Linked DNA regions of Homo sapiens: region 2 is linked to region 1. Evidence: read pairs that join two places in POLR2A ChIA-PET (ENCODE). Cell type or tissue: HepG2. All regions are shown on one strand. Each heading gives the region's core, and the rest is flanking DNA. Links, peaks and the distances in the headings are about the cores only.

The links. Peaks named below come from ENCODE experiments on the same cell type or tissue, not always from the same donor. Only the 100,000 strongest peaks of a DNase experiment are listed, where the experiment ranks them.
Region 2: POLR2A ChIA-PET joins it to region 1 with 6 read pairs; 1 of 35 experiments calls an interaction of 5 or more read pairs at or near these places.

The regions. Positions count from the first base shown.
Region 1 is chr2:200,734,366-200,750,424 of GRCh38, forward strand. LINC01792 (long intergenic non-protein coding RNA 1792) reads right to left here and starts at 812. Exons shown (of 3, transcript NR_037886.1): 1 at 672-812. It also overlaps the pseudogene AOX3P-AOX2P, the pseudogene AOX3P and the pseudogene AOX2P. In HepG2, for the core only: no CTCF peak of the experiment used is centred there; DNase peaks (open chromatin) are centred at 7,366 and 7,636; H3K4me3 peaks cover 729 bases; H3K27me3 peaks cover 864 bases.
Region 2 is chr2:200,641,570-200,657,628 of GRCh38, forward strand. AOX1 (aldehyde oxidase 1) reads left to right here. Exons shown (of 35, transcript NM_001159.4): 25 at 1,041-1,232; 26 at 9,405-9,632; 27 at 15,273-15,368. Among named protein-coding and RNA genes, the nearest start is that of AOX1, 64 kb to the left of the region's middle. RefSeq lists an enhancer at 6,882-8,081. In HepG2, for the core only: no CTCF peak of the experiment used is centred there; DNase peaks (open chromatin) are centred at 7,232 and 7,562.

The DNA.
Region 1 (16,059 bases), core at 5,535-9,534:
AGCTCAGGCAATCCACCCACCTCGGCCTCCCAAAATGTTAGGATTACAGGCATGAGCCACCGCACCTGGCCAGTTTTTATCATATATAAATTCCTACTCTCTTATTATTCATTTCATCTCATTTCTTGACTCTCATCTTTTACACTTATTTTAATGATTTGACTATTGTATTTGTATTTAATATGAATGCTTTCTATAAATAGACTCATGTAAGGCTTGTTTAGGAAATAAGTGAAATTGAATTAAATACGTATGTCTAACATGAATCTATTAAGTTTCTCAGCAGATGAAAAAGACCTTCCTTATAACAACACTTGTCATACCTGAAGAACATTATTTAGCCAGTTCTTAATCTTCTCTTTACCAGAATTGATCACAAAAATTTTAACTCATTTTTAGCTTTTGAAACAATGACAAGTTTACAGAAAATTTGCATGTACAGTACAAAGAATTTTTTTTACCCTGAATCATTTGAGAGTAAATTGCTGACCTAATGCCCCAAACCCCTGAACACTTAAGAGTTTAGTCCTACACACTATACAATATACCCATCAGAATCCAGAAATTAACAGCAGTTCACAACTACTATCTAATTATCAGACTCCATTCAAGATTCGCCAGTTGTCCCAATCAAGTATTTTATAGCAAAAATATTCAATACAGAATCTCACTTTTCATTTAGTTGTCCTGTCTCTGAGGTGTCCTGGAGCAGGAATCAGGTCTCCCCTCTCTCTTTGACATCATGACTTTGACACTTCGGAAGAGTTTGGCCAGTTATCTTGTCCAATGTCTCCCATTTTGAGTTTGTCTATTGTTTTGTCGTGGTTAGATCGATGTTATGAGTCTTTGTCAGAATATTACAAAAGTGACTCTGTGTTCCCCTCATGGCATCCTGCCAGGTGACACATGACTTCAACATGTCCCACTTGGTTAAGATGGTGTCTACCAGGACTCTCCACAGTGAGGTGGTTTTTCTCCTTCTGTAGTTAATAAATATTCTGTGGGGAGATACTTTGAAACTATGTAAATATATTGTTCCTCATTAAACTTTCTGTTTATTTTTTATTATTATTATTATTTTTTGAGACAGACTCTCGCTCTGTCGCCAGGCTGGAGTGCAGTGGTGCAATCTCAGCTCACTGCAACCTCCACCTCCCAGATTCAAGCAATTCTCCTGCGTCAGCCTCCCGAGTAGCTGGGACTACAGGTGTGCGCCACCACGCCCAGCTAATTTTTGTATTTTTAGTAGAGACAGGGTTTCACCATGTTGGCCAGGATGGTCTCGATCTCTTGACCTCGTGATCCACCCGCCTCAGCCTCCCAAAGTGCTGGGATTACAGGCGTGAGCCACTGCGCCTGGCCAACACTCTTTTTGTTACTGCCATTCTACCCCTCAGGTCCACCCCACAGCCTGTCCAATTAGCTATGTGAGTTAACTGCTCAGTTTGGTCTCTGCAAAGCAGAGCTAAAACAAACAATGCGCCTTCCTTTAGGGCTCTTAAAATTAAAGCATGAGTACCCTCTAGTGGCTTGCAGGAAAGTTTCCACGATTCTCGAACTTTTCCTAAGTCCCAGATGAGTGAAGGACACTGGCAGGGGTGGGATGTACTGGAGCCAGATGTGTTCCCCACCAGCACACCCAGGAAATACATTTTTGCACAGCTGTAATTTTGACTTAAACATTTGTTTAAGGTTTGCATGCTCAATCATATGACCTACATGTTTGGCTCAGTATACATTTGTTTTCTCAAAATCTTTAGTATAGTGAGTGCTCCAGAAAGTCATTGCATGTTTACCTCATAGACCCATGAACTCTGAAAAGCATAGAGTTCCACTGAAATGCCCTTTCTGAGAATCAAAGTTGAAGTTCTTTTCACTTGCATTGGAAGAAACCTAGATTTTGTGACCAGAGATGGAATAAAATATGAATAGAACCACATTAAGTAGAATGTTCTCAGTATAGCCTGGCAGAAGGTGTGTCGTGCCTAGCATGAGGTGACATGGTGATGTGTGCAATGGAAATGGAGTTATTTGGCTTCAAACTGTGTTTGAACTCTTATGAGGATTCAGGCAATAGAGCAGACAGGGATACTTCAATCCCCACTGGGGTTGAACTGCCCTTTTCCCTCTGTGTCAAATAAGAGGTGGTGATGCTGGTCTATGTGATGCTTCTGACCTTAATAATAATTATGTTTTTTTGTTTCTGGTTTCTCCTCCACTAATAAGGCTCTGGGTCTTCTCCTTAGGGAGAAGGAATTGTATGACTGAAAAAAAAAAAAAAAAAAAAAAAAGCTTGATTTTCCTAGTACTCCTGCAACGATAAGGCAGGCCAGGACCTTCCAGAAGTTAAAAAACAGGCTCCACTGAAACCTGTGATAAGGAAGCAACAGACCATCACTGATGGGTCTGGGATGAAATTAGATCCCCTGTTACAGAGTACATTTTAGGAGACGCTAAAACAGAAACAGGGTGAGAACTCCAGGCTGAGACATTCCAGCGGGGAGGGATAGTTTAGATTTGTTTAGCATAAGGATAACAAGGAGCAGCTCATGGTTCCCTTATCAACTAAATTAGCTGAGATTACTGAGGCAGCGGGGTGTTGCATGAGTATGCTGGCAAGGTGGGGGAGGTGTCATGCCAAGTACATTCTTAATATTGATAAAATACAGCTATGTAGGAGGGTGAAATATTCTCAAAGATTAGTCAACAAGAGATAAATCAAAGCCCAACCTGATAAAAACAGACTAACTGCAATTAGAACCAGCCCAGCTAGTAATGTCAAGTCACTCTACGTTAGTGTTTCATTCTGCAAACCCCGGGTGTGAAGGATTAATTTTAAAAGGCTGCCTAACTCATCTCCTGGGGGTTTGGGTGACTACTTCACTTTTTAAGACTGATTTGAACCCTTTCATCCTTACTGAAGAAAAACCCTGAAGCTCATGCTAATATCCTGCCAATACTCACAACTTATGGCTCCAAAGTTGGTTGAAATTTTGAATTATTTCCTTGCCAGTTAGCAAATAGCATTACTTCGATCGCTAGATGCTCTCCCATTACTTCCCTGGACCCTTCCCAGGAGCCCCCAACTTCCTCATACCCAGTAACGCTCAACATAAATGGCTGGGGCAGCTCCTTACATGGGCCAATTGACCAGTGCCCCTCACAAAACTGATTGTTGAAGATTTTGAGTATCGGGTGCAAAACCTGAAATCCAAGCATTACAGATTTTAGACAACAACCTGGGGAATTGAATGACCTTTGCCTTATTGTAATGCCATTCGATTTATCCCCCTTAATCACAAAGCAACTTTGCATAGCTTCACCACAATCAGTCAGGAGGAGGTCATGGAAAATTCTGGTAAGGTCTGCCACCTGCAAGTTTTTGCTGTCATTCCTTCTCTCTAGCCTCTATTTCCTTGTGTCTGTCAAAAGAAGAATGTGGACCAGCCCAGGAGATCTCACTCTGGCTGTGTAAAAACACCTTGAAGCCTTTTAAAAATCTGCAGAGATCCAGGCTGGGCGCAGTGGCTCACGCCTGTAATCTCAGCACTTTGGGAGGCCAAGGCAGGAAGATCACTTGAGGTCAGGAGTTCGAGACCAGCCTAGCCAACATGGTGAAACACCGTCTCTATTAAAAATACAAAATTAGGCTGCGCAGGTGGCTCACGCCTGTAATCCCAGCACTTTGGGAGGCCGAGGTGGGAGGATCACCTGAGGTCAGGAGTTCGAGATCAGCCTGACCAATATGGAGAAACCCCGTCTTTACTAAAAATACAAAATTAGCCAGACATGGTGGCGCATGCCTGTAATCCCAGCTACTTAGGAGGCTGAGGAAGGAGAATCGCTTGAACCTGGGAGGCGGAGGTTGAGGTGAGCCAAGATCACGCCATTGCACTCCAGTCTGGGCAACAAGAGCGAAACTCTGTCTAAAAAAAAAAAAAATTAGCCAGGGCTATGGCAGGTGCCTGTAATCCCAGCTACTTGGGAGGCTGTGGCATGAGAATTGCTTAAACCTGGGAGATGGAGGTTGCAGTGAGCCAAGATTGCACCACTGCACTCCAGCCTGGGCAATAAGTAAGACTCTGTCTCAAAAAAAAAAAAAAAAAAAAAGGCAGCAGAGATTCTAATTGAATTGATCTGGGAGTGGGGCATCTGTGCTGTTTTTGAGTTCCCAGCGACTCTCTGTGAGCCAATGTGGATACTCACTGCACTGGCCAAACACTGAGGTCCTGGTGCCATGATTACAATTCAGCTGCTCCTCTTATGTCACCAGTAAAAACAAGTTGCTTTCCAGGACTGACAATAGGCGCTGGCTGCAGCCTGGCCCAGATGCAGGACATCTTGGCTGAGAGGGTAGCTGAGCTCCCAGAGGAGAAAACACAGACGTACTGAGCCCTCCTGAAGCACCTGAGGAGTCTGGCAGGCCAGCAGATCCGGAATATGGCGGTATGTTCCCTGGTTTCAACCACTGGGCACACCGCACCTATTTCTGAACCTCACTGAAATGTTGAGATATGCGTTGGCAGAATCAGTATGCAAAAAGGTCTCAGCAGATTGAAGCAACAGGCGCAGTAAATGTTTAAAATTAATAAGCATTATTTAATAAAAATATTTAAGAAACAACTATAGGCCGGGAGCAGTGGCTCACACCTGTAATCCCAGCACTTTGGGAGACCAAGGCGGGTGGATCTCTTGAAGTCAGGAGCTCGAGACCAGCCTGGCCAACATGGTGAAACCTGTCTCTACTAAAAATACAAAAAATAGCTGGGCATGGTGGTGCACGTCTGTAATTCCAACTACTTGGGAGGCTGAGGTGGGAGGATTGCTTGAACCCAGGAGGTAGAGGTTGCAGTGAGCAGAGATCATGGCACTGCACTCCAGTCTGGGCAACAGAGCAAGACTTTATCTCAAAAAAAAAAAAAAAAAAAAAAAAAGAAGAAGAGGAAGAGCGATAAGTCAAGCTCAAAAGAGTGGCTAAGCAGCATCACAGGTGAGAAAAGGATGCTATGGTTTTGCTAGTTTCATGATAAGCTTGTCCAAGAACTTAGTTTAGTCTTAGGCTGCATTAACAAAATAGAGTATCTAAAACAAGGAGGGTAGCCTTCTCTACTCTGGGCTGTTCAAAACACAGCTGGAGAAAGATGGTCAGATCTGGGAGGCATACTTGAAGATCTGGTTGATTTTGATCTCAAAAGAAAGGAAAAGAGAAACAGTTAGGTTTTTGAAACACATATGCTCCTTCCCCTGCATACCCTCAATTGTATAGCAGAAATCTTTGGGATATGGAAAACCAGGGAGGGCATGTTTCCTTTAAAACAGCTCTCAAGTGATTTCAAAATGTTCTCTCTCCAGTCAGGAACTCTGACGAGGTACACTGGTGAGGAGAAGGTGGCAGGAGAATGAGGGGTTGGAAACCACCCCAAAAAGAGGACTAGGGGTGGGAGGACAGGCAAAGGGAACATGAGAGCTGCCTTGGACTATGTCTAGACTCCTGAGGTCTGATGTGTTATTACATATGAGCAGAGAGTAGAAGAGTAACTGACAGATGAGGATCCAGGGAGCCAGATTTCAGCTCAGGGGAAACAAAAAAAAATGTAAAATGGAACTGCTCATAAAGGAATGGGGATTCCCTGTCCTCACCTGTGTTCCAGTCCAGACCGCAGCAACCAGGAGGTCACCGTAGATTCCTTCCCTATGCTGGGAGGAGAATCTTGAGTTCAATGGCCAGTCATTTCCCTCCCAAGTTCTGAAATGCTACAGGCTCCATCAGATCTGAGTGAGGGCTCCCAAAAAAGAGTGAAAAGGCAATTCTCTGTCCAACTGTGTGGATGCCTCAGAACACTGACACAGCCCATGTGAAGTCTGGCCATTTCAGAAGCCCACAGGAGATGAGGCTGAGACCCTTTGCACCAAGGCAAGATGGCACCTCTGCAGCCAACACCATGGCCATCTTCACTGTTGCCAGGGCTGAGTGGGGTGGCTCACTCCCGCTGAGCCTCCCTGCTTGAATCTGAATCCCAGGCCTGCCCCTTCCTAGCTGGGGACATTGGTCAAGTTTCATAATTGCTCTGTACTTCAGTGTCTTCATCTGTAAAATAGGGATAACGACACCCACCTCACTGGGTTGTTGTGTCAGGGGTTAGACAGCGCGTGGAACACACTGGTGTTAGGTAAGTGCTAGGCACCCTCGAGTCCTCTTCCCATCCAAAGAAGCCAGTGGGAGGGGCCCTCCCTGACAAGCTGAACCCACACCCTCTGCAAAAGAGAGAAAGACTGAACTGACTTAGATTCCTCTTGACCCTTTCATGGCCACTAAGAGGACCATCAGCAGGTGCCTTCGGGGTAGAGAAGCTGAGAGATGGAATGACTGCGCTGTAACTCTCTCTCCTTAGTCCTTAGGGGGGCATGTGAGAAGCCGGCATTGCTATTCGGACCTGAATCCAATTCTTGCTGTGGGCAATGCTACCCTCAATCTGATTTCAGCAGGTAAGCTGCCTCCAAACACTCTGAACAGCACCTAGAGATCTTTTGTCTTTTCTACTTATTCTTTTAAGGAATTGCTTTAAGTCAGAGCCCAAGTCTCTAGTTCTCAATTCACCATGGGGAGCCCAGCTCATGAGGGAAGGTGCACTGATCCAAAAGGCAGCTGGTGTTTCCTTCTGACACCACACACGCACACAACCTGGGACCACACACTCAGTTAGCTCACATGTTCGCCCACGTGTCTTGCTTGACCAGTAAACACCAGAGGTGATGTGCAGAGGCTAAGCTGAGGGTGAGGTTGCAGTGCGCACTCTCCCTGTGGGCCAAGGGACTGCTCCTGCTCCCCCATTCTCATCATGGGCTCCCTCCGCCAACACACAGTCCGAGGCCCCCACACAGTGCCCTCAAAGTTGCCTCCCTACCCCCCAGTTGCTGTGTAAGAAGCTACAAGGCTGGTGTGGACACACAGTGGACATCCACACAGGCTGTGGTGGGCCCCTGGGAAGGGGTAGGCAGTGATTGATTTTAATTGCTAGCTGAGAGGAACGTTCCCTTGCGGTGGCTGCCCGCTAAACCTCCCTTTCATCTCCCCAAGCACCCTGCACACTCACACTGCCCCCAACTGCCCCCCAGATACTAATACCACCTTGACTGGATGCAACTACATGCCAGGCTGTGCTGGGGCGTTGGTCATTACCATTGGCTGAAGGTCTGCTTTCCCAGCTCAGCTAGAGCCATCTCCACCCAGAGCACAGCCCTGGCTCCAGCAAAGGCAGTAGATCAGCTCGCTGGCCCAGCAACAGGGAGGGGCCAGGCAGAGATCAACCGTGGGAGCCTCCTTTGGGGCACCCTGCTTCCTCACAAGCATACCTACATTCCAACCAGCACAGCGCTCACTGTGCCAGGGATCAAACGCATGTCACAGTCCCCAGGCCATAGTTTGATCTCCTCACTGCACTCCTGTGGGCCAGAGGGCACAGTTGTGGTCCCCAAGAGGGGGCAACTGGGCTAGAAGGAGGTTTCAGAATTTTTCACTTTGTTTTAAAGGTGTAAGTGTCTGTCTCAAGAGCTGACAACAGCAGGAAGAACACAAGGCAAAGTCAGTGGCTTGAACTGAACTGAATAGTTAAAAGTGCAAACAAACCGTGTGTTGGCTTAAAGTTGTTGACTTAACAAGTGATCATAAGCACTGAACAGGTTCTATGTAGTTAACCACAGGCCCAGTGAGCCTTCAAGGCAGAAGAGACCCCAGTTCACATAGCATATATGCTGATGAGAAAATAGTAATGTCATTACGGTGCCACCACCTGGGACCCCATGATGGGACCCTGTGACTTTGCCGTGGACTCAGACCTCAGCCTTGCTCTGTGTAGAGGAAGCTGGCCTTTCCTTCTCTACTGCTGACATTTAAAAGAACAGAATAATCTTGCTCTCCTTGTTGTGACTGTGCAGAAATATAATTCTCTTCCACAGAAGGTACGCGGCGGATTCCTCTAAATGAACATTTTCTTGCTGGGTTGGCAAGTGCAGACCTTAAGCCAGAGGAAATTTTGGAATCTGTGCATATCCCGCACTCTCAAAAGGTCAGAATTCCGCTGGTTGCTTTTGAGGGTGGATTTTCCTTTTTCATAACTGAGTCCAGTCATCTTTAGAAATCTAAAAACAGATGGAAAGAAAATAACTCTGCCCTGCAAACCTGTTTCCTGTCCAACTGCAGATTGGGCCAGCACCAAGGCCCTCCGACAGCCAAGAGCAGGCAGCTCCGGGTGTGGATGTGGGGCTGTTGTTCTAGCTGCAGGGTGGAGCATGCTGAGGGCCTGTGGTCACACCACCACACCCCTCATGGCCATGAGTTCAAGCTCTCGGGCTGTCAAATGGAGTGTCTCTAACTGACCCACAGGGAGATGGGGGCTAGGGCTCAGCTGTCCCACACCCCACTCTAGCCAATAGTTCATGGGCGCAGGAGGGCCTCTAGTTGTTCGCTAACTCAGAATCTCTGCGGCTGATGTAGCCACCCAGCCGGCTATGGAGTTGACCTTCTGTCCTCACTGCCTGCTCCCTGTGCCTCTGCCAAAGCTGTACCTGAATCTAAGAGGATAGTCTTCCCAGAGAGAGGCAATGCAACACACACACACACACACACACACACACACACACACACACACCCCCTAGCTCAGCCCCCAAAGTCCCAGAGAGGAGCAGCCAAGACTCTGGGGCACCAGGATGAGGATGGCCCACTCCCCATCCGGGGCCTTCTGCTACAGTAGCAGTAATATTCTTCTACAGGGGCATTGGTCGTTACCATTGGCTGAAGGTCTCCGCTTTCCCAACTCAGCCACAGCCATCTCCACCTGGAGCACAGCCCCGGCTCCAGCCAAGGCAATAGATCAGCTCACCGGCCCAGCAGCAGGGAGGGACCAGGCAGAGATCAACAGTGGGGGGCTCCTTTGGGGCACCCCTGCCTCCTACAACCATGCCTACATTCCAACCAGCACAGCTCTGACTGTGCCAGGTGTCTTGTTAGATTGTGTCTGTGTGATTAATTAATAGCATCAAAAGCCGGGGGGCAGCCTGGTTATGGAGGGAGTCATAAGTTATGCTTTCAGCCATGTGTGATCTTCATTAGTTTTTCCTTTGGAATGGAAACTTTGAAATGTGTTCCCATTTAAATCCATGAAAAGGCAGCAGACGGAAAAACAAGCCCACTCAAACATGTGCACCCTTCGTGGCGGCACAGATGGAAATGCACAAAGGGGCACAGGCCGTCTTCATGGACCCCACCTTGGCTCACCAAAGGTCATGGTGCCAAGGGGTCAGCTGGGACAGCCATCACCTTTGACTCTTCCTCCTGACACAAGATTCCCTAGCCACTGCTGGAAAGCTTTGCTCGGCTCCCTTCTGTGCTTTGCCAAGTGGAAAAGCAATCATTTCTACAAGCCAAGCAATGTGGTGGGTCTCCTTTGCACTTTTAGCAAATCACCTTTAAAAGCCCCTGCATTAGGAGGGCTCCTCCAACCTCATGGGGAAAAGGTGTCTGAAAACTGGAGGGAATGGCCCCTGGCAATGCCAGCACATGGACGGGTGTCCAGGCGTGAGTTCCCACAGCATCCCGTGCAGAGGCATCCTGGCCTCCAAGGGAGAGTGCGCGGTGGTCCCTGTTCCTTGAGGGTGCCCGAGGCCTTGAGAGTGGGCCTTGGGGAGGACGCTGTTCTCACTTTGAACGAGAAGTCAGCCAAGGTGTCCTCTAATTGTGCCAACTGTCCTTGGTGTCTTGTTAGATTGTGTCTAAGTGATTAATTAGTGGCAACAAGAAGCATAAACCATGTTCTTAGTTTTGACATATCAGATAACCCCAAATGGTTTTTGTCTCCACAGTGGGAATTTGTGTCAGCCTTCCGACAGGCTCAATGCCAGCAGAATGCCTTGCCCCACGTGAATGCCGGCATGCGAGTCCTTCTCAAAGAAGGCACAGACAGCATTGAGGACCTGAGCATCGCCTATGGAGGGGTGGGGGCTGCCACCATCAGTGCACACAGATCCTGCTAGCAACTCCTTGGGAGGTAAGCCAAGAGCCCGCACCCTGAGGGGGAAGCTTGCTGTTAAATAAAACAAGTGGAGATCTGTCTCTGGCAAGCATCAGTAAAGCCCTGGGAAGATGGAAACTATTACATGAAAATCACTGCCTGTTCTTTCTGCCATTTTGCTAAATGAATTAAACCTTATTTGACTTTGATTAATTGGATGCCAGTCTTTGGATGAGGTATACAACAAAAGTGACCTGGCCTGAGTTCAGCCAGCAGGTGATTTTTTCCCATCTGCCCTCGTTCTCTTACACAGATCGACAGCCTAGCCATCCTGATGCCATGGCTTATGCCTATAATCCCAGCAATGTGGGAGGCCAAGGCAGGAGGATTGCTTGAGCTTAGGAATTCAAAACCAGCCTGGGCAACAAAACAAGACCCTATCTCTACTATATATATATATGTTTTTTTTTTTTTTTAATTAGCTGGGCATGGTAGCATGCACCTGTAGTCCCAGCTCCTCAGGAGGCTGAGACAAGAGGATCACTTGAGCCCTGGAGGTTGAGGCTGCAGTGAGTAGCGATCATGCCACTATACTCCAACCTAGGTGACAGAGCAAGACTGTGTTTCAAAAAAAAAAAAAAAGTCTAGCAAACCCACCCTGGGCAGTGTCCAAGCAGCACCTAATGCTCCCACCGTTAAGTGCACTCTATTACTTCCTCAGTGAAGTCAGTCTCCAAGTCTGAGTCCCGTTCAGTTCACAATGGAATTGGCCCTAGTGGTCTGTTTTGTTGTTGTTGTTTTTGAGATGAAGTCTCACTCTGGCACCCAGGATGGAGTGCAGCGGTGCAATCTCGGCTTCACTGCACCCTCCACCTCCTGGGTTCAAAGTGATTTTCGTGCTCAGCCTCCCAAGTAGCTGGAATTACAGGTGTGTGCCACCACACCCAGCTAATTTTTGTGTTTTTAGTAGAGATGGGGTTTCACCATGTTGCCCATTCTGGTTTCAAACTACTGGGCTCAAACTATCCAGCTGCCTTGGCCTCCCAAAGTGCTAGGATTACAGGCGTGAGCCGTCATTCCCGGCCTGCACTGCTTATTTAATTCTTGATTCTAGCATGTCTGGCTGTGGAACATGTTCATGTTTAAGTTGCAGGTCCCATTCTCACCCTGCCATGACCCTTGGGCCACTCGATGCAGCCTCCCCAGGCCTTGGTTTCCCTAAGCAGCTTGATTAGGTGATTTCTGAGTTTCCAAGGAAACTCTGGGGTCTCTAAAAGGTCACTATCCCATATCATGCCATGCTAGAAACTGCCCTCTAACCAATTCCTTCCTGCCTTCAACCCTCCCAGGTGCTGGAATGAGCTGTTGCTGGATGAGGCTTGCAGGCTGCTTCTGGATGAAGTCTCGCTCCCAGGCTCAGCCCCGGGTGGCCGGGTGGAATTCAAGAGGATGAGGACCCTAGTCGTCAGCTTCCTCTTCAAATTCTACTTAGAGGTTCTGCAGGAACTGAAGAAGCTGGTGAAGCTAGTCTCTGTGCCTGTGGGTGCTCTGGTGTATTCGCTGGCTGGGGCTGCTGAAACAAAGTAGCACAGCCTGCCTGGCCTGAACAATAGAAACATGTTCCTTCACAGTTCTGGAGGCGTCAGCAGGCCTGGTTCCCTCTGAGTGCTGTGCAGGGGACTCTGCCCCCTGCCTTTCCCCTAGCTCCTGCTGGTTTGCTGGCAATCTTGGGCACTCCTTGGCTTCTAGAAGCATCACCCTGATCTGTCTTCATATGAAGTTCTGTGGGTACATGTGTGTCCAAATTTCCCCTTCTCACAAGGACATCAGTCATATGGGATTAGGCCCATCTTAAGTAGCTCATTTTAACTTGATTACCTCTGCAGTAAAGGCCCTGCCTTATTTGGATAAGGCCACATTCTGAAGAACTGGGGCTGGAGTGCTGGGACTTCAACACAGATATTTAGAACAGACACAATTTGACCCATAGCATCTGGCTCTTATGTGTTCCTTGCACCCATAAGCTCACAGCTTTCCCATCACTTTGGCAAATTGTCTCGTGCACAGCCTGTGCTGTTACCTGTCACCTGCTCTGAGTCAGGCCTCGTCAGTTCCCAGCCGGCCCTCCTCCTGGAATCCAGCCCTGAGGGGCTACATGAGGCTCATGGCGCCAGACTCTCTGCAGTCCGCAAATGTTGACTGCGTGCCCTGAACACTGAAACACTGTGGTGTCCCTGCTGCCAGTTTTTTCTTTTAAAATCAACTTTATTGAAGTGTAATTTACACATCATAAAATGTACCTATTTAAATTCAGCGCATGTTGACAAATGTGTATATCTGTGTAGCTACCACCTCAAATTTTCCATTATCCCAAAGAGTATCCTATGCCCCCTTGTGTCACCATCTTGCCCCTGGCCCAGGCAACCACCAATCACTTTGCTGGCACTAGAGATTCATTTTGCCTCTTCTGTAATTTTATGATCAATCTAAAACATAAAATAATATTTTATTTTTCAAAACAACCAAAACTGCCCAGGCATGGTGGCTCACACCTGTAATCCCAGCACTTTGGGAGGCCAAGGGAGGCTTGGGCCCAGTAGTTGGAGACCAGTCTGGGGAACATGGGGAAACCCCATCTTTATAAGAAATAGAAAAATTAGCTGGCCGTGGTAGCACATATCTGTAGACTCAGCTACTTGGAGGCTGAGGTGGAAGGATCTCTTAAGCTTGGGAGGTCGGGGCCACAGTGACCCATGTTTGTACCACTGCACTCTAGCCTGGGCGACAGAGCAAGAGCCTGTATGAAAAAAAAAAAAACACACACACACCAAAAACTGATGTGTATGCTAATGTTTAAATAGCTTTCTAGATTCTTCTGATTGTAAACTTTTGGAATAAGCTAAGCAAAGCAAAATATATTATCTCTCTCTCTTTCTCTCTCTCTCTCCTTCTCTCTCTCTCTCCACCCCTCCCCTGACCATGATTACAACTCACCCTACCTTGTATTCCCTGTTCCCCAACCACAGCTCACCCCAAGAGCCTGCTGTTCTAAGGTATCTGATTTTCACAGACTCAGATGAAGACCCTCATCAACCACACTCACCAGGATAATCCTTGCTGCCATTTAATTTCTGAATCAAGACACTTGACAAGTTTCAGTGACACCCAGAGCACCCTCCCCACCTCTACCGCTCTCCCAGGAGAGTTGAGTTCCTGAGAAAAGCAATCTGGCTTTGAGTCCTTTTGTGTGCAATGGATACCTGCTTATTCTGGGATGGCTTATCTAGCCCATTTTCCTTGCTTCTCCTCCTGCCTCTACCCCTACTCTCTGGCAGGCCTCTGCCTCCTCAGGGTGGCTTGAGGATCAGATTCCAAGCAGTCAGTCCAGGTCCTCATTATGTGGAGGGAGGAGGGGAACAAGAAACATTCATAAAACATGAAGCCGGGGCAGGCAGTATGGATCCTGGTTATGCACACTATGCTGGATACATTAGCCAAGTCAGTTTCACGTAAACCAAAGCCCAGTTTAACTGTAGCTAACCAGCTTATCTTTATTGTTTTGAATCACCTTTCAGGACAGCCGTCATCATTCTGAAATTTCAGACCAATTCCTAAGCGCTCTCGAAGATTTCCCAGTCACAATACCCCAGGGAGTCCAAACGTACCAGGTCAGTGAGTTTGATTTAACTGAAACCTGCAAACTAGAGCTGTGCTGAGCGAGCAAGCTTTTCAGAGCTGTGGTTTCAAGTCTGACATTCTAGTCGTGGCTCTTTGCTTAGTCCGCGTCAGGGAGACGCTGGAATCTGAGGTCAGGCCCAAGCTGCTGCTAGATGAGCTCAAGGCTGAACCGTCCAGCTAATCTACAGTCTAATCATTATAGTCTCTTCAAAGTGATATTCTCTGGGCATTTGTTTGATATTTACTCAGAAGAGCAACCGAGCCAGAAGGTTCAGCCCCCAGCTCTGATTGCAAATGTTTAATCTCCAGTCAGCAAACAAATGCCCTGCGAGTAACTTAACTCACCGTTCTGGCAGGACAGTTTAGAAATTATGGATTCTTGCTACAGCACAACGCCTCTCCCACCCCACCTCCACATACATGCACACACACACACACACACACACACACACACAGAGCTTCCCTGAGAGGAGCTCCAGAATAAACACTATCTCCACCTCCTTACAGCCTAGTGATGTTTTTGTGCCACTCCCAAGGGCAGCCAGGACACCTTATTCTGGATCTGGGGGGACTCTGTTGCCATCCCCCAAACCCTGTGCCAGAGGCCCCAAACAAGTCCATACTTGGGCTTCGGGCTTGGATTTTGGCATCCCACCTTGGGAACTGTATCACTTTACCCCCCATCATCATGAGGACAGTACCCGTGGACAGACTGATCATTGGAAAGGTGAGGAGGCAGGACAGCGAGACCCCTGAGAACACCACCAGGGAAAAGAAAATGCCAGAAGGAGAAGCTGGGGTGCCCCTTCACCTACTTCGCCATTTATTGCCACATAACTGAAATAACAATTCACTGTTCTAGTGGCATCATCAATGTGTCACACTCATCATCTGGCCCACTCCAGTGTTTGTCACCCGAGGGTGACCATCCGATTTCTCAATCCTAGCTCAGGAGTGTTGGTGATAGGCCAGGCCACTTCTGAAAATTAAAGGCTTCTGAGGCAACTCTTGTCTTCCCTGTAGAGTGTGGATCCTCACCAGCCTCTCCAAGACCCAGTTGGACACCCTATCATGCACCTGTCAGCTCTTAAACATGCCACTGGGGAAGCCATGTTTTGTGATGACATTCCCATGGTGGATAAAGAACTTTTCATGGCTTTGGTGACCAGTAGCAGGGCTCATGCAAAAATCATGTAAGTAAACGAAGAGCTTTCAAGAGCCTTTTAAAAGCACACTTGGGGACCCCTCAGAGGAATGCGCCCATGCTCCTGCCATGTCCTGAACTTAAAGGACCTAAAATGGAAAGAATAAAGAAAAGGTTGCCAGCTCCAGGAGGAAGGGAGAGCATCTAGAAATGAACATCATGGAGAGAGAATAAAAATCACTGGCTAGGCTCAGTGGCTCACATCTGTAATCCCAACACTTTGGGAGGCCAAGGCGGGCAGATCACCTGAGGTCAGGAGTTCAAGACCAGCCTGGCCAACATGGTGAAACCCTGTCTCTACTAAAAACACAAAAATTAGCTGGGCATGGTGGCACACACCTGCAATCCCAGCTACTCAGGAGGCTGAGGCAGGAGAATCACTTGAGCTTGGGAGGTGGAGTTTGCAGTGAGCCAAGATCGAACTACTGCACTCCAGCCTGGGCAGCAAAGTAAGACTCTGTCTCAAAAAAGAAAGAAAAATCACAGTTACAAGCCTTTTGTTTCCCTCCTAACCTCACAAAACCTCAGCTCCCTGCTACAGCCTCAGACATGACTCAAAGGCACAACCCTGATAGAGAGCTGGTATTGAGGTGGTGGTGAAATACCCACTTCATGCCCAAGAATGAATGGCCCCTGTCCCAACCTTCAAGAACGCCCCTTGCCAAGGCCACACTATCCCTTCTCCACCTCCCAACCCCCAACAGCTAAAGTGTTGTCTCCTGGCCCAGCAGGAGTCTCTTGGACCCTACTCCTTGGCAGGTCTGTTCTGATTGGTCAGGACCTAAGCTGGATTTGTTGTCATATATTCCGATTTTCAACCATGTTCTATCCCTCCCTCAAATTTAGGGCCCTCAAAGCTTGCTGATTTCTACTTCCTCTTTTTTTAATTTAGAGACAGAGTCTGGCTCTGTCATCCAGGCTGGGGGCAGAGGCACCATCATAGCTCACTGCAGCCTTGAACTCCTGGGCTCAAGCCATCCTCCCACCTCAGCCTCCTGAGTAGCTGGGACTACAGACATGCGCCACCACCACACCTGGCTAATTTTTATAATTTTTTTTGTTGAGACAGAGTCTTGCTATGTTGCCCAGGCTGGTCTCAAATTCCTGGCATCAAGCAATCTCTCCCTTCTTGACCACCCAAAGTACTGAGATTACAGACCTCCACCACCC
Region 2 (16,059 bases), core at 5,081-9,080, 93 kb before region 1:
ATTTTTATTTTTTGAGACAGAGACTCACTCTGTGCCCAGGCTGTAGTGCGGTGGCTCAAGCGATCCTCCCACCTCAGCCTCCCAGGTAGCTGGGACTGCAGGTACATGCCACCATGCCTAGCTAATTTTTTTTTATTATTATTTTGTAGAGATGGGTTCTCACTATGTTGCCAGAGCTGATCTCAAACTACTAGGCTCAAGCAATCCTCCCATCTTAGCCTCCCAAAGTGCTAAGATTACAGGCGTGAGCCACTGTGTCCAGCCCAACCCCAAACAAAAATGTTTCAACCAGGCCAGACGCAGTGGCTCACACCTGTAATCCCAGCACTTTGGGAGGCTGAGGTGGGTGGATCACTTGAGGCCAGGAGTTCAAGACCAGCCTGACCACATGGTGAAATCCTGTTTCTACTAAAGCCGGGTATGGTGGCACACACCTGTAATCCCAGCTATTTGGGAGGCTGAGGCAGGAGAATCACTTGAACCCCGGAGGCAGAGGTTGCAGTGAGCCGAGATTTCACCATTACACTCCAGCCTGGGCAACAAAAGTGAAACTCTGTCTAAAAAAAAAAGAGTTTCAACCAAAATGTTAACAATGAAAAATGTCTCCAGACATTGCCAGACGTCCCCAGGAGCAGGGAAAGGATTGCTCCCCATTGAGAACCAATACATTAGACCCAATGCCAAAACATTTTTTTCTGTTTTCACTGTCTTCCAGGATATTATATTCATTACATTCTATAGACCCAGTGCTCAGGGCCTGTGAACATATCAAAGGCCTTTGTATATATTTGAAATCTTAAAAAATGCATTAACTCCAAAATACAAAAATAAAAAATAATGCTCTCAAAGGAAAAATTATTCTAATACTTAAAAATTATTTTACAGCAAAAAATGTGTTTAATTGGGGGCATGGGAATATTTTAGCATGTTAGATGAGATGAAAAGAGAGCTGCCATTTTCGGCCTGGTTTTGGTCTGAGGTCGTAGGATGGTGAAACAGGTTCAGAAGATCTTAATCACATCAACTCTGGATTTCTCCAGGTGATAGAAATGGGACTTCTGAAAATGGACAATGCTTACAAGTTTCCCAATCTCCGCTGCCGGGGTTGGGCATGCAGAACCAACCTTCCATCCAACACAGCTTTTCGTGGGTTTGGCTTTCCTCAGGCAGCGCTGATCACCGAATCTTGTATCACGGAAGTTGCAGCCAAATGTGGACTATCCCCTGAGAAGGTAATACTAAATCAGCTTCACAGACAAAACATGTGGAATGTCAGAGACGGTAGGGCCTTTGGGGGCCATTCAGGTTGAGGAATTTGAGACCCAGAGGGGCAAATGATTTGTGCCAAGTCCCCCAGCTAACTGGTTAATGCGGAGCCCAGACTCCAAAGTTCAGCAATACTCACCTTACTCAGACTCCTGCTCCAAAATCCTGAAGCAGAAGATCCTGAGGACTGAGCACTGCATTCTCCCCTGGCTGGTGAGAAGCTTCCATTGGCTGGGGGTATAACTGCTACCCACAATTCCATCAAGGCCCTCATTCCCCGCTTCCTGAACATCTCAGCCAGCTGTCAAAAAGTTGGTCATTTCAGTTGCTAAACTGATCTCCTTTTGGTTCTTTTTTTTTTTTTTGTAACATTAATAGGTTGGTTTTTATTTTTATTTATTTATTTCCATAAGTTATTGGGGTACAGGTAGTATTTGGTTACATGAGTAAGTTCTTTAGTGGTGAATTGTGAGATTTTGGTGCACCCATCACCCGATGGGTGTATGTATATACATATACACACGCACACATATATATGTGTATATATATATACACACACACACATATATATATATATACATACATACATACACACACCACAGTTTCTTTATCCACTCATTGATTGGTGGGCATTTGGGTTGGTTCCAAGATTTTGTTATTGTGAATTGTGCTACTATAAACATGCAGGTGCAAGTATCTTTTTCGAATAACAACTTGTTTTCCTCTGGGTAGACACCCAGTAGTGGGATTGCTGGGTCAAATGGTACTTCTACTTTTAGTTCTTTAAGGAATCTCCACACTGTCTTCCATAGTGGCTGTACTAGTTTACATTCCCACCAGCAGTGTAGATGTGTTCCCTGTTCACCACATCCACGCCAACATGTACTGTTTTTTGATTGTTTGATTATGGCCATTCTTGCAAGAGTAAGGTGGTGTAGCATTGTGGTTTCAGTTTGCATTTCCCTGATCATTAGTGATGTTGAACATTTTTTCATATTTTTGTTGGCCATTTCTATATCTTGTTTTGTGAATTGTCTATTCATGTCCTTAGCCCACTTTTTGATGGGGTCGTTTGTTTTTTTCTTACTGATTTGTTTGAGTTTCTTGTAGGTTATGGATATTAGTCCTTTGTCAGATGTATAGATTGTGAGGATTTTCTCCCACTCTGTGGGATGTCTGTTTACTCTGCTGGCTGACTGTTCCTTTTGCCATGCAAAAGCTCTTTAGTTTAATTAGCTCCCAGCTATTTATCTTTGTTTTTATCGCATTTGCTTTTGAGTTCTTGGTCATGAAATCCTTGCCTAAGCCAATATCTAGAAGGGATTTTCCAATGTTATCTTCTAGAATTTTAATAGTTTCAGGTCTTAGGTTTAAGTCCTTAATCCATCTTGAGTTAATTTTTGTATAAGGTCAGAGATGAGGATCCAGTTTCATTCTCATTACATGTGGCTAGCCATCCTAGCACCATTTGTTGAAAAGGATGTCCTTTCCCCACTTTACGTTTTTGTTCGCTTTGTCAAAGATCAGTTGGGTGTAAGTATTTGGGTTCTCTATTCTGTTCCACTGGTTTCTATGTGCCTATTTTTATACACTACTACACCATTTTGTTGACTATGGCCTTATAGTATAGTTTGAAATCAGGTAGTGTGATGCCTCCAGATTTGTTCTCTTTGCTTACTCTTGCTTTGGCTATGCGGGCTCTTTTTTGGTATCATGTGAACTTTAGAATTGTTTTTTCTAATTCTGTGAAGAACAATGGTGGTATTTTGATGGGGATTGCACTGAATTTGTAGATTGCTTTTGGCAGTATAGCCATTTTCACAATGTTGATTCTACCCATCCATGAGCATGGGATGTGTTTCCATTTGTTTGTGTCATCCAGTGTTTTGTAGTTTTCCTTGTAGAGGTCTTTCAACTCCTTGATTAGGTATATTCCTAAGTGTTTTATTATTATCATTATTATTTGCAACTATTGTAAAAGGGGTTGAGTTCTTGATTTGATTCTCTGCTTGGTCGCCATTGGTGTATAGAAGAACTACTGATTTGTGTACATTAGTCTTGTATCCGGAAACTTTGCTGAATTCTTTTATCAGTTCTAGGAGCTTTGTGAAGGAGTCCTTAGGGTTTTCAAGGTAAATGATTATATCGTCAGCAAACAGTGACGGTTTGACTTCTCTTTACCGATTTGGATGCCCTTTATTTCTTTCTGTTGTCTGATTGCTCTAGCTAGGATTTCCAGTACCATATTGAAGAAGAGTGGTGAGAGTGGGCCTCCTTGTCTTGTTCCCGTTGAATGCCTTCAACTTTTTCCCATTCAATATTATGTTGAATGTCTTTAACTTTTCCCCATTCAGTATTATGTTGGCTGTGTGTTTGTCATAGATGGCTTTTATTACATTAAGGTATGTCCTTTGTATGCTGATTTTGCTGAGAGTTTTAATCATAAAGAGATGCTGGATTTTGTCAAATGCTTTTTCTGCATTGAGATGATCATGTGATATTTGTTTTTAACTCTGTTTATGTAGTGTATCAAATTTATTGACTTGTGTGTGTTAAACCATCCCTGTATCCCTGGTATGAATCCCTCTTGATAATGGTGGATTATGTTTTTCATATGTTGTTGGAGTTGGTTAGCTAGTATTTTGTTAAAGATTTTAGCATCAATGTTCATCAAGGATATTGGTCTGTAGTTTTCTTTTTTGGTTATGTCCTTTCCTGGTTTTGTTATTAGGGTGATGCTGGCTTCATTAAATGAATTTACTTAAGGTTCCTTCTTTCTCTATCTTGTGGAATAGTATCAAAAGGATTGGTACCAATTCTTCTTTGAATGTCTGGTGGAATTCTGCTGTGAATCCTTCTGGTCCTGGACTTTTTATTGTTGGTAATTTTTAAATTACCATTTCAATCTCGCTCTTGTTATTGGTCTGTTAAGGGTATCTAATTCTTCCTGATTTAATCTGGGAGGGTGTATTTTTCCAGGAATTTATCCATCTCTTCTAGGTTTTCTAGTTTATGTGCACAAAGTTGCTCATAGTAGCTGTGAATGATCTTTTGTATTTCAGTGTTGTCAGTTGTAATATCTCCTGTTTCGTTTCTTAGTGAGGTTATTTGGATTTTTACTCTTCTTTTCTTAATCTTCCTAACGGTCTATCAATTTTATTTATCTTTTCAAAGAACCAGCTTTTTGTTTCATTTATCTTTTGTACTTTTTTTCCAGTTTCATTTAGTTCTGCTCTGATCTTGGTAATTTCCTTTCTTCTGCTAGGTTTGGGTTTGGTTTGCTCTTATTTCTTTAGTTCCTTGAGGTGTGACCTTAGAATGTCAGTCTGTGCACTGTCAGTCTTTTTGATGTAGGCACTTAGGGCTATGAACTTTCCTCTTAGCACCGCGTTTGCTGTATCCCAGAGATTTTGACAGGTTGTGTCATTATTGTCATTCAGTTCAAAGAATATTTTAATTTCCATTTGATTTCATTTTTGACCCAATGCTCATTCAGGAGCAGGTTATTTAATTTCCATGTATTTGCATGGTTCTGAAGGTTCCTTTTGGAACTGATTTCCAGTTTTATTCCACTGTGGTCTGAGAGAGTGCTTGATATAATTTCAATTTTCTTAAATGTATTGAGCTTGTTTTATGGCCTATCATATGATCTATCTTGGAGAAAGTTCCATGTGCCGTTGAATAGAATGTGTATTTTGCAGTTGTTAGATAAAATGTTCTGTATATATCTGTTTAGTCCATTTGTTCCAAGGTATAGTTTAAATCCATTGTTTCTTTGTTGACTTTCTGTCTTGATGACCTATCTAGTCCTGTCAGTGGAGTACTGAAGTTCCCTACTATTGTGTTGCTGTCTATCTCATTTCTTAGGTCTATTAGTAATTGTTTTATAAATTTGGGAGCTCCAGTGTTAGGTGTGTATATGTTTAAGATTGTGATATTTTCCAGTTGTACAAGGCCTTTTACCATTATATAATGCACCTCTTTGTCTCTTTTAACTCTGTTGCTTTAAAATTGGTTTTGTCTGATTTATATCAGACAGAATAGCTACTCCTGCTCGCTTTTGGTGTCCATGTGCACGAATTGCCTTTTTCCACTTCTTTACTTTAAGTTTATATGAGTCCTTATGTGTTAGGTGAGTCTTCTGAAGGGAACAGATAGTTGGTTGGTGAGTTCTTATCTATTCTGTGGTTCTGTATCTTTTAAGTGGAGAATTTAGACCATTTATATTCAATGTTAGTATTGAAATGTGAGGTACCATTGCATTTGCCATGCTTTTTGTTGCCTGTGTACTTTGTTTTTTATTTTTTTGTTTTTGCTTTTTAACATGTATTTATGTTTTATAGGTCCTATGTGACTTATGCTTTAAAGAAGTTCTGTTTTGATGTGTTTCCAGGATTTGTTTCAAGATTTAGAGCTGCTTTTAGCAGTTCTTGTAGTGGTGGCTTGGTAATGGTGAATTCTCTCAGCATTTGTTTATCTGAAAGCAACTGTATCTTTCCTTCATATGTGATGCTTAGTTTCACTGGATACAAAATTCTTGGCTGATAATTGTTTTGTTTGAGGAGCCTGAAGATAGGGAACAATCCTTTCTAGCTTGTAGGGTTTCTGCTGAGAAATCTGCTGTTAATCATGTAAGTTTTCCTTTATAAGTTACCTGGTGCTTCTGTCTCACAGCTCTTAAGATTCTTTCCTTCATCTTAACTTTGGATAACCTGATGACAATGTGCCTACGTGAAGATCTTTTTGCAATGAATTTTCCAGGTGTTCTTTGTGCTTCTTGTATTTGATGTCTAGGTCTCTAGCAAGGCTGGGGAAGTTTTCCTTGATTATCCCCCTGAATATGTTTTCCAAGCTTTTAGAATTATCTTCTTCCTCAGCAACACTGATTATTCTTAAGTTTGGTTGTTTAACATAATCCCAGACTTCTTGGAGATTTTGTTCCTATTTTCTATTCTTTTCTCCTTGTCTTTGTTGGATTGGGTTAATTCAAAGACCTTGTCTTCGAGCTCTGAATTTCTTTCTTCTACTTGTTTAATTCTACTACTGAGACTTTCCAGAGCATTTTGCATTTCTAAAAGTGTATCCAAAGTTTCCTGAATTTTTTTATTGTTTTTTTCTTTAAGCTATCCATTTCCTTGAATATTTCTCCCTAACTTCTTGTAACTTTTTTAAAATTTCTTTGAATTGGGCTTTGCCTTTCTCTTGTTCCTCCCTGATTAGTTTAATAACTAACCTCCTGAATTCTTTTTCAGGTAAATCAGAGATTTCTTCTTGGTTTGGATCCATTGCTGGTGAACTAGTGTGATTTTTTGGGGGTGTTGAAGAGCCTTGTTTTGTCATGTTACCAGGGTTGCTTTTCTGGTTCCGTCTCATTTGGGTAGGCTCTGTCAGAAGGAAAGTTTGGGGCTGAAGGCTGTTGTTCAGTTTCTTTTGTCCCATGGAATGTTCCCTTGATGTAGTACTCTCCCCCTTTCCCTATGGATGTGGCTTCCTGTGAGCTGAACTGCAGTGATTGTTGTCTTTCTTCTGGGTCTAGCCACCCAGCAAGTCTACCCAGCTCCCGGCTGGTACTGAGGGTTGTCTGCACAGAGTCCTGTGATGTGAACCGTCTATGGGTCTCTCAGCTATGGATACCAGTGCCTGTTCCGGTGGAGGTGATGGAGGGTGCAGTGGACTCCATGAGGGTCCTTAGCTTTGGTGGTTTATGCTCTATTTTTGTGCTGGTTGGCCTCCTACCAGGAGGTGGCACTTTCCAGAAAGCATCAGCTGTAGTAATGTGGAGAGGGATTGGCGGTGGGCAGGGCCCTAGAACTCCCAAGATTAAATGTCCTTTGTCTTCCACTACCAGAGTGAATAGGGAAGGACCATCAGGTGGGGGCAGGGCTAGGCATGTCTGAGCTCAGACTGTCCTTGGGTGGGTCTTGCTGTGGCTGCTGTGGGGGATGGGTGTGAGATTCCCAGGTCACTGGAGTTGTGTACCTAGGAGGATTATGGCTGCCTCTGCTGAGTCATGCAGGTTGTTAGGGAAGTAGGGGAAAGCCAGCAGTCACAGGCCTCACCCAGCTCCCATACAAGCAGAAGGGTTGGTCTCACTCCCAATGTGTACCCCCCAACAGCCCTGAGTTTGTTTGCAGGCAGACAGTGTGATGGGCTTGAAAACTTGCCCTGTGCTGCACCCCTAGCTGAGAGAGAAAAGGGCTTGGTTTCTCCCCCTGCCTGTGGAGTCTGCACACCAGATTTGTGCCCTCCCACTGAGCTCTGACCAGGAGGCTTCTTGCCCCATTCAAATTGTTACAAAGTTCAGCTAGAGATTTCTTTCTCCCTGTGGAGTTTCACCCCCTACTTCTCTGGTCCCCCGCCCCCTCCGCCCCCACCATGGATCCCTGTGTTGTTAGGCAGGAATGGCCTGGCCTGCTAGGGGACACAGCAAGCTCCTAGGGCCTTTCTGCTGCTTCCTCTACCCCTGCATTTTGCTTGGCTCTCTAAATTGTCTCAGCTTCAGGTAAAGTCGGAATCTTCTCCTGCAAACAGAATTTCAGCTTCTCCCGTGGGGGTGTGTGTCTGGGAGAGGAGGATCTCCCTTCCCCCTCACAGCTGGGGCACTCACGGTATTTGGGGTATCTCCTGGGTCCTGCAGGAGTAGTCCACTTCCTTCAGAGGGTTTGTGGGTCCTCTCAGGATTATTGCTTTGTTCTTGCAGTCGATCTAGAGCTAAAATTCGGCGAACTTCCACAAGCTGCTCTGTCCAGAGCTGCAATCTAGTCCTGCCTCCCGTCCGCCATGATGATCCAATTTCTCCTTTTGGTTCTTTCAGTCTCAGCCCCAACTTTGTTTATTGACAACGACCTTCCCCTTCCTGGCTCCTCCTCCCAGATCCTGGAATGGAATTAGTGTGGGGAGATGGGGTGAGCTCTCTCTCAGCCCCTTCTCCTCCCCTGTGCCTTCTGCTGTGATGCTGGTGCAAGGAGGAAGAGAAGAAGGACCAGGAAAACAGTCAGTTTCTCCCTGTGTGACTTCTCCCGGCAAGCTCACAGTCCTCTCTTTGGACAGATGTCACTTTTCAAGTACATTGTCTATGGCTCCATTTCTGCCAGCTCTTCCAGAAATTGGCAGTCCTTGGACCTTCAGCGGGCAGCTGGCACAGCATTCCACTGGTGACCACACCTCTCTGCTCATGCCCCAGCAGTCTTTAGAAGGCCCCAGGTCCCAATTCATCTACCAGCTTTCACCCAACAGTAGCCACTTTCTTTGCTTCTCTTGAACGTGTGGGAGGCCTTGCCCCTCCCTTCCTGGCCATCCCACTAAACTCTCTCCTGATGTCCTGCCACATTTGGTAGCACTAAGGAGGAGAATTACATCCTTCCCTTCATTCCCAGGGAAGTTAGAGCAGGGAACAGCCTCTTAAAAACACCACTTTCCCCCAAATGAGATGGCTTACTAATTTCCAGTGTTTCTCTTACAATGATCTGATAATTTGCTTCGGAGGGTGGGGAGAGTGTGTCTGTGATGGCTCTGTCAGCTTAGGGAGGGGGCTGGCCACAAGTGCTATGAGTTTTCTCAGCTGAGAATGTGACATACTTGGCACCTTTTATTCTCAGCTTAGGGTCTTAGTCACCAATTCTGGGAATACAGGAAGAATTCTACTCAGTGCTTCAGACATCCTGGGATAGAATCTTTTAATTTGTTCTTCATCCTAGATATTGGTTATATTTAAACGAACTTTCATGCTTGCCTGTTTTGGAGGTGAGTAGTCTTATCTTGCAACATAGCATGGGAGTAATCCAAATCATGTGGCCTAGATGATCTTTCAGCAGATACCCAAATGCAACTAGAATTAAGAGTCTACAGTGTACATGGACTGTGTTGAGTTATATTGGAACATAAGGTAAAGGTTCCATCCTTTAAAGTTGCACAAGAGTAGCATAGAAAGCACATAAGTAATTGCTAGCACGTTTGATAGAAGCTCTGAGTAGAGGAAGAGGACAATGTTGTGCATTAGGAAAGGCTTCCACAAGGACTCAGTAGAACTTGGCTTGGACCTTACAGGATGGGCAGAATTTGACCAGGAGGATGGTGAATGGATGAGCCTATGTCTGCTGGGTTTCCCCTCCCAGCTTTAATCTCCTTTTCTTTCATAGGTGCGAATCATAAACATGTACAAGGAAATTGATCAAACACCCTACAAACAAGAGATCAATGCCAAGAACCTAATCCAGTGTTGGAGAGAATGTATGGCCATGTCTTCCTACTCCTTGAGGAAAGTTGCTGTGGAAAAGTTCAATGCAGAGAATTATTGGAAGAAGAAAGGACTGGCCATGGTCCCCCTGAAGTTTCCTGTTGGCCTTGGCTCACGTGCTGCTGGTCAGGTGAGTTCTCCAAATGCACATGAGGATGCTGCCTGGAAGCAGCCCTGACAAAGCAAGAGGTGTTGAGGAAACTTCTCCTTAAGTCATATTAGCCATATGGTTGCAATGCCCAATTGTTAAATTTCACAAAAGCCACCAAAGTCAAAGTAATTAAGCTAGCTTTACTCCAGAGGAGACCAGAGCTCCTCTGCTCACATGCCCATGGTTGGTCAAAAACATTCTTGCTGGAAATTGGGAGACTGAGGTTTACTCCTGGCCCTGGCAACAGGAGTTGGCAAATGGCAGCTGAGTCCATTTGCTCTGGGCTCAGACTGCTCATGTGGAAAGCAGGAGGGTGGGACTGATGACCTCCAAGACTCCTCTTCCAGTGTCCGCAATTCGGTGTCGCTGGACCATGAAATAGAAATGAGGAGCTGCAAGGTTTTGGGTGCTCCACTCCTTCTGGGTGGGTTGGAATAAATTAAATTCAGAAAAATAAATCACTTTTTAAATAGAATTTTTGAAGTTTATTCACCTTGTACCTTTTAAAACTGTGAAAGGGGGGACTGGGAATCTGCTCTTGCAGTTTAATTTCTTTCATTGATTAAAGAAATCCCCTTGCTTGGTTGCAGTTTCCACCTCTTCATTCTTGACTTCATTCATTCTTAAGAATGAATAAAACTTACCCCTAACGGCTGGTGAAGGACTGCAACATTCTAGCTCATTGTATGGCAGCCGGGAACCCCTATTATCTATTTTATTACATACACACATCCATGTACATACAGATAAGCTGGGAGGACCCTCACAATTGTCACTCCTCTTTGCAGAATTCACTCCTTGGTTGGAGTCATGAAGAAGGCATGGCAGCTGTGCTGAGCGATCACAAAATAGGAACAAATGGCAGGGTAGGGGAGCTTCGAGAGGGGCGTTAGTGTGGATGTTGTGTGTTAAGGGATCAGAAGAGGCCAGGAAAAGTGGGTAGGAAGGTCCTTTCCTCCATCCCATATCCATCCATTCACCTAACTGTCCTAGTTGAGCTTTGGTGCCATCCTGAGAACATTTGCATGCAGCTTTGATTGTAGGCAGGTGGTAGGTCAGAGAAGTGTTATAACAAATGATGATCTTATTGCAGTCTTCTCATTCCTTGCCTGTTTGTGATGGCAAAAAATAACACAGAGCCATGTAGTCATCTGCATGCAGTTTACTCAAATGTGGGAGACAGTCAAGATACTGTGGTTGAGAAATAAAAGCAAAAACGAGGTTATTACAAAAGAAGAGAGAAAGAAACTACCACTGGGAAAAGGGTTTGTAAGCATTGAGTCTTGGTATAGAATTTTGGGGTAAACTGATTAGCTGGCAGCTACCAAAGAGGTCAGCTGGGGCTGTCTGTCCTTGTGCAGACTAGTCAGGATCATCAGGAAAAACAGCCTCCATTGTTCATGGATCCTCTGGAAATCCTCTCACGTTTGGCCGTGGGTAAACATGGCGCACTGCCTCTATTTGATGGCTGCCATTACTTTATATCTGGCCTCCACCATAGACCAGGTCTCACCCATTTTCCTCATCAGAATTTTCTCAAAAAGTAGATTTGAAAAATATGGTGAGGTGCAGTGGCTCACGCCTGTAATCCCAACACTTTGGGAGGCCAAGACAGGAGAATTGCTTGAGGCCAGAAGTTTGAAACCAGCCTGAGCAACATAGTGAGGCCCCATCTCTACAAAAAAGAAAAAATAATAATAGTGACAATTACTGAGCACTACGATGTTGTAAGTACTTTTAGGTATTTCATTTAATCTTGGGACAACCTAGAAGATTTGTATCCTCATTTTAGGTATAAAAAAAATCTAGGCTTAGAAGGTTTAAATAACTGGCTCAAGGTCCTGCAGCTGGTAGAGGTAAGGCTGGGGCTAGAACTCAGGCCTGAGTGGCTCTGAAAGCTGGGTTTTCTAGTTACACCACGTGGTCTCCCCAAAACACCTTTTGATAGGAACTGAAGTGGGATTCAGCTCAGCTGAGAACAAACTAGGCAACAGCCAGCAGTACAAATTCATTCTTGAAGGCCACCTGGGAAACTGACCAACTTACGTGCTGAAAATATTTACTTAGGGCTGAATCAAGGAGTTTGAGACCAAACTCCGTGGAGGGCACATGCTAAAAGCCTCCATTCTGAAACAAACTAAATAGAGGAGGAAACTAGACATGATATTTGAGTGCCTTCTCCATGGAAGGACCTGGGCTGGGGAATTTGTAATCTCCACTTGATTATTCTCTATCTCATCTCTATCAGGTAGGTATGAATCTCTCTATTTCACAGAAGGGGAAACTGAAGCTCATAGGGATTCTCTCTGTTGCCCAAGGACATCCAGCCAATAAATGGCAGAACAAGGATTCAACTTCAGCACCGCCTTCATCGTCCCACAGGGCCTCCCTGAGCAGAGGCAGTCCCTGCCCAGCAGCTGAGGGGGTCAAACGTGCCCCACCTGTGTTATGCAGGCATACCTTGTTTTACTGCACTCTGCTTTATTGCACTTCCTAGATGCTGCATTTTTTACAAATTAAAAGTTTGTGGCAACCTTGCTTCAAGCAAGTCTATTGGTGCCATTTTTCCAACAGTATGTGCTCACTCTTTGTCACCTTTTGGTAATTCTCACAGTGTTTCAACCTTTTTCATAATTATGGTGATCTGTGATCAGTTATCTTTGATTTTACTGTTGTAATTGTTTTGGAGCACCATGAACCACATCCATATAAGACAGCAAACTTAATAAATGTTTTGTGTGTTCTGACTGCTCCACAAATAGAGGAGCATTCTTCCCCCATTTCTCTCCCTCTCCTCAGGCCTCCCTATTCCCTGAGACACAATGATATTGAAATTAGGTCATTTAATAACCCTGCAGTGGCCTCTAAGTGTTCAAGTGAAAAAAAGAGTCACAAGTCTCACTTGAAATCAAATGCTAGAAATGATTAAGCTTAGTAAGGAAGGCACTGCACTCCAGCCTGGGTGACAGAAGAGACCCTGTCTCAAAAAAAAAAAAAAAAAAAAAAAAAAACAGAAAAGAAATTGTTACAACTACCTCCTCAATCGTCAGCAACCACCACCCTGGTTAGTCAGCAGCCATCAACATTGAGAAAAGACCCTCCACCAGCAAAAAGATTCTGACTCTCTGAAGGCTCAGATGGTTGTTAGCATTTTTTAACAAAGTATTTTAAAACTAAAATATGTACAATCTTTTTAGACATAATGCTAGTGTACACTTAATAGAGTACAGTGTAGCATAAACACTTGTATGCACTGGGAAACAACGAAAATTGTGTGATTTGCTTTATTGCTGTGGTTTGGAGCTGAACCTGCAATATCAGTGTACTTACTTCCTGCAGTCTGAACACTGAATGGCACAGACAGGACCTAACCAACCTCTGTGTGTCCAATGCCTTACTATGGCACTTGGCACAGAGTAGGAACTCAAATGTCTGAATGGCTGAAACATTTGGGGAATCTGCGGGTTTGAAGCTAACTTCTCATCGATACCAGTAGTATTTGTTTGAAGATTTAAATTTCCCCGACTAGGTCCTCTACTTATGTTGGAGGACCATCTACTCCAGCTCTCCAGTTGTGCTTGTTTTATAGATGAAGCTTTGCAGAATTATCTTTTGTGGCACTAACAATGAGCTGTACAGTGGTGCCACTTAACTAAACCAAATTTGACATTTTAAATGGCCCAAGGAGATTGCAGCACCACATGGAACAAATGGCTGAGTGATATCTGATAGACATGCTGTCTTGGACATACAGGCTGAATGCTATAACCAGCAGGGTCACACAATGTTGGAAAAGTATAATCCACTATAATTGTAGCTTAATCACATGGGCCAAGTCCAACTATGAATTACATGCACACTTTGCGAGCCAAGGAGGCCAAATATGGAGTCTACAAGATTAAGAAACAGATTGCATGGCTATGCTACTGCAAATTTACTTACCAAACATTTACTGAGCACCTACCGCATGTGTGTTGCTATGTTGCATTCCGAGAGATTCCTTAGGACGTGATCCTTCCTTTCAGGGGGCTCATATTCTAGCAAAGCACAATGAAGTGCCATGGAATGGGGCCCAGGAGCTATTGTTGCAGCTGGCATCACCTGACATCTGATGCATGGCCCCCAGGCAGCCAGCCCTGGGCTCTCTGTAGAGGAAAACTCTTCCTTACCTTTATTATTTTGAGGATGAATGTCCAGGAGCAAAAGATGGTGTTTCCAGGAGTCATGAGTCAATAAACAGTAAAAAACACTCTATTACATCTTCCCAAGGTCCTTGGGTGTCATTATCATGGCTACTATGCCTTCCTCAAGAGTCTAAGTTTCTCCTTTGGACTGTGGACATATGTGCCTGGTCCTCAGAGAAAGGGTATCCTGATGTCCCCATTTGCCCAGTACATCCCTAGTTTACACCTGCCGACCAAATAAATGGAGTGCATTTTCACTGTCAAACTTGCCTTATTTGGAATGATAGAGGTTTCTGGTTGTCATTCACGGGGGTAATGTGAACCTTTGGATACAAATAAAGAGACAGTTCTCCAAGCATGGTCCACGGTCCCCAGGCAGCTTGGAAGGCCCTTCTGATGGGCAGAGAATTGATCTGGAAATGCAGTCTTTTTCTTGGGTTTATCTGGTGATTAACATGCAGTTCCATCAACCTTCACTTAATGACCAGGGTTGCTTACAAATAATCTAAGTGAGCAACTAAGGCTTAGGAAAATTTTTGGTTTATTAAGTTGACATTGGCTTATTACCAGAATTTTCTGAAGACCTTGACATTACAAATCCTAGATTATTATGTCACTCTGCCTAAAAAATTAGATGTGAAGAAACCTAGCTGACCCAGACCACACCCATGCGGTCAGCACTTCCCTGCTGCAAAACTGTAAAGGTTGCCTTGCAGGCTTTCCCGGACCACAGTGGAACCACTGAGAGATATCTGTTCTAGGAGGACCATTGCTGCTGATGTTGCTCTTACATTGCAGAGCCAAAGGGAAGAAGCCATCCTTCTTTCCTGCTGTGATTTTCTGGGATATCCCCATATTCTAGTTTAGCACAGGCAGATACGCAAGAAGGCACATTCTTGTTAATTATAAAAACATGTTTAGCTTAGAGACTGGATGTTTCTGATTATAAGAGTCTTTAATGCTGTTAGCAGTCTGGTTCCTTCTGGATCCTTGTGGGGAGCTATACAGTTAGATAAGATTACTTCCAAGTTCTTGTCTAACTCCAAAGCTCTGTAGTTCTGTGCCAAGATGATTTAGGGTGAGCTTAGTCATTTTGCAGCAAAACAATTTTAGTGTCTATCTATCTCATCTTATATGGGATTATAAGAAAATGGATTTCCATTTTCATTTTTCTGGGACATGCCTACAACTATGAGAATATGTGTGCACACAATTATTCACCCTCTCCCTCTACCTGTCTATACTTTACTTTGTATTTTAAAATAGAGTCCCCGCCCTGGTTTCCCCCACCCCAAAAAGAAACCTAAAATGTTGCTCCACCCTGGGGGGTGCGGGATTCTTGGAGGGAAATATTTCCAAGGAAAATGTTTTAATTGACACGATATGTGATAATATCAAAAAGATCACAGAAACAGTTTTCGTCTTTTCTGCTCAGGCTGCTGCCTTGGTTCACATTTATCTTGATGGCTCTGTGCTGGTCACTCACGGTGGAATTGAAATGGGGCAGGGGGTCCACACTAAAATGATTCAGGTAAGAATGCAAATAACTCGATTGAGTTGGGTGTGTGCTTATAGATCTGTTCATGAGAGAAAAACTATGAATGGATATTTTCTGTTACAAAATACAGGATAGGAAGCTGGGTGAGGTGGCTCATGCCTGTAATCCCAGCATTTTGGGAGGCTGGGGTGAGAGGATTTCTTAAGTGAAGGAGTTCGAGACCAGCCCAGGGAACATAGGGAGATTCCATCTCTACCAAAAATATATATATATATATATATATATATTTTTTTTTTTTTTTAATTAGCAGGGCATGGTGGCATGAGCCTGTTTTCCCACCTACTTGGGAGGCTGAGGTGGGAGGATTGCTTGAGCCTGGGAGGTCGAAGCCTCAGTGAGCCAATTGCACCAATGTACTCCAGCCTCGGTGGCAGAGCAAGACCCTGTCTCAAAAAGTAAAAATAAATAAAAAACAAAGGATAGGAGATTTGAGCTTTGACAGTTTACTCTGTTAAATGATTAGCAGAAACTGGGTAAACAAACCAATTTTGCAACTAAACCCCTAAAAGAATGTGGCAGAAGAATCTCGAGTTGTTTTATTGCTAAAGAAAATTATATGCTTATTTGCTGCTTTCCTTTGGATATAGTGACAGTTGAGTTGTCCTTTCTGAGTTTTTCTTGGGCAATAAGATAATGTGTAAATTCTGATGTATTTGGATTATTT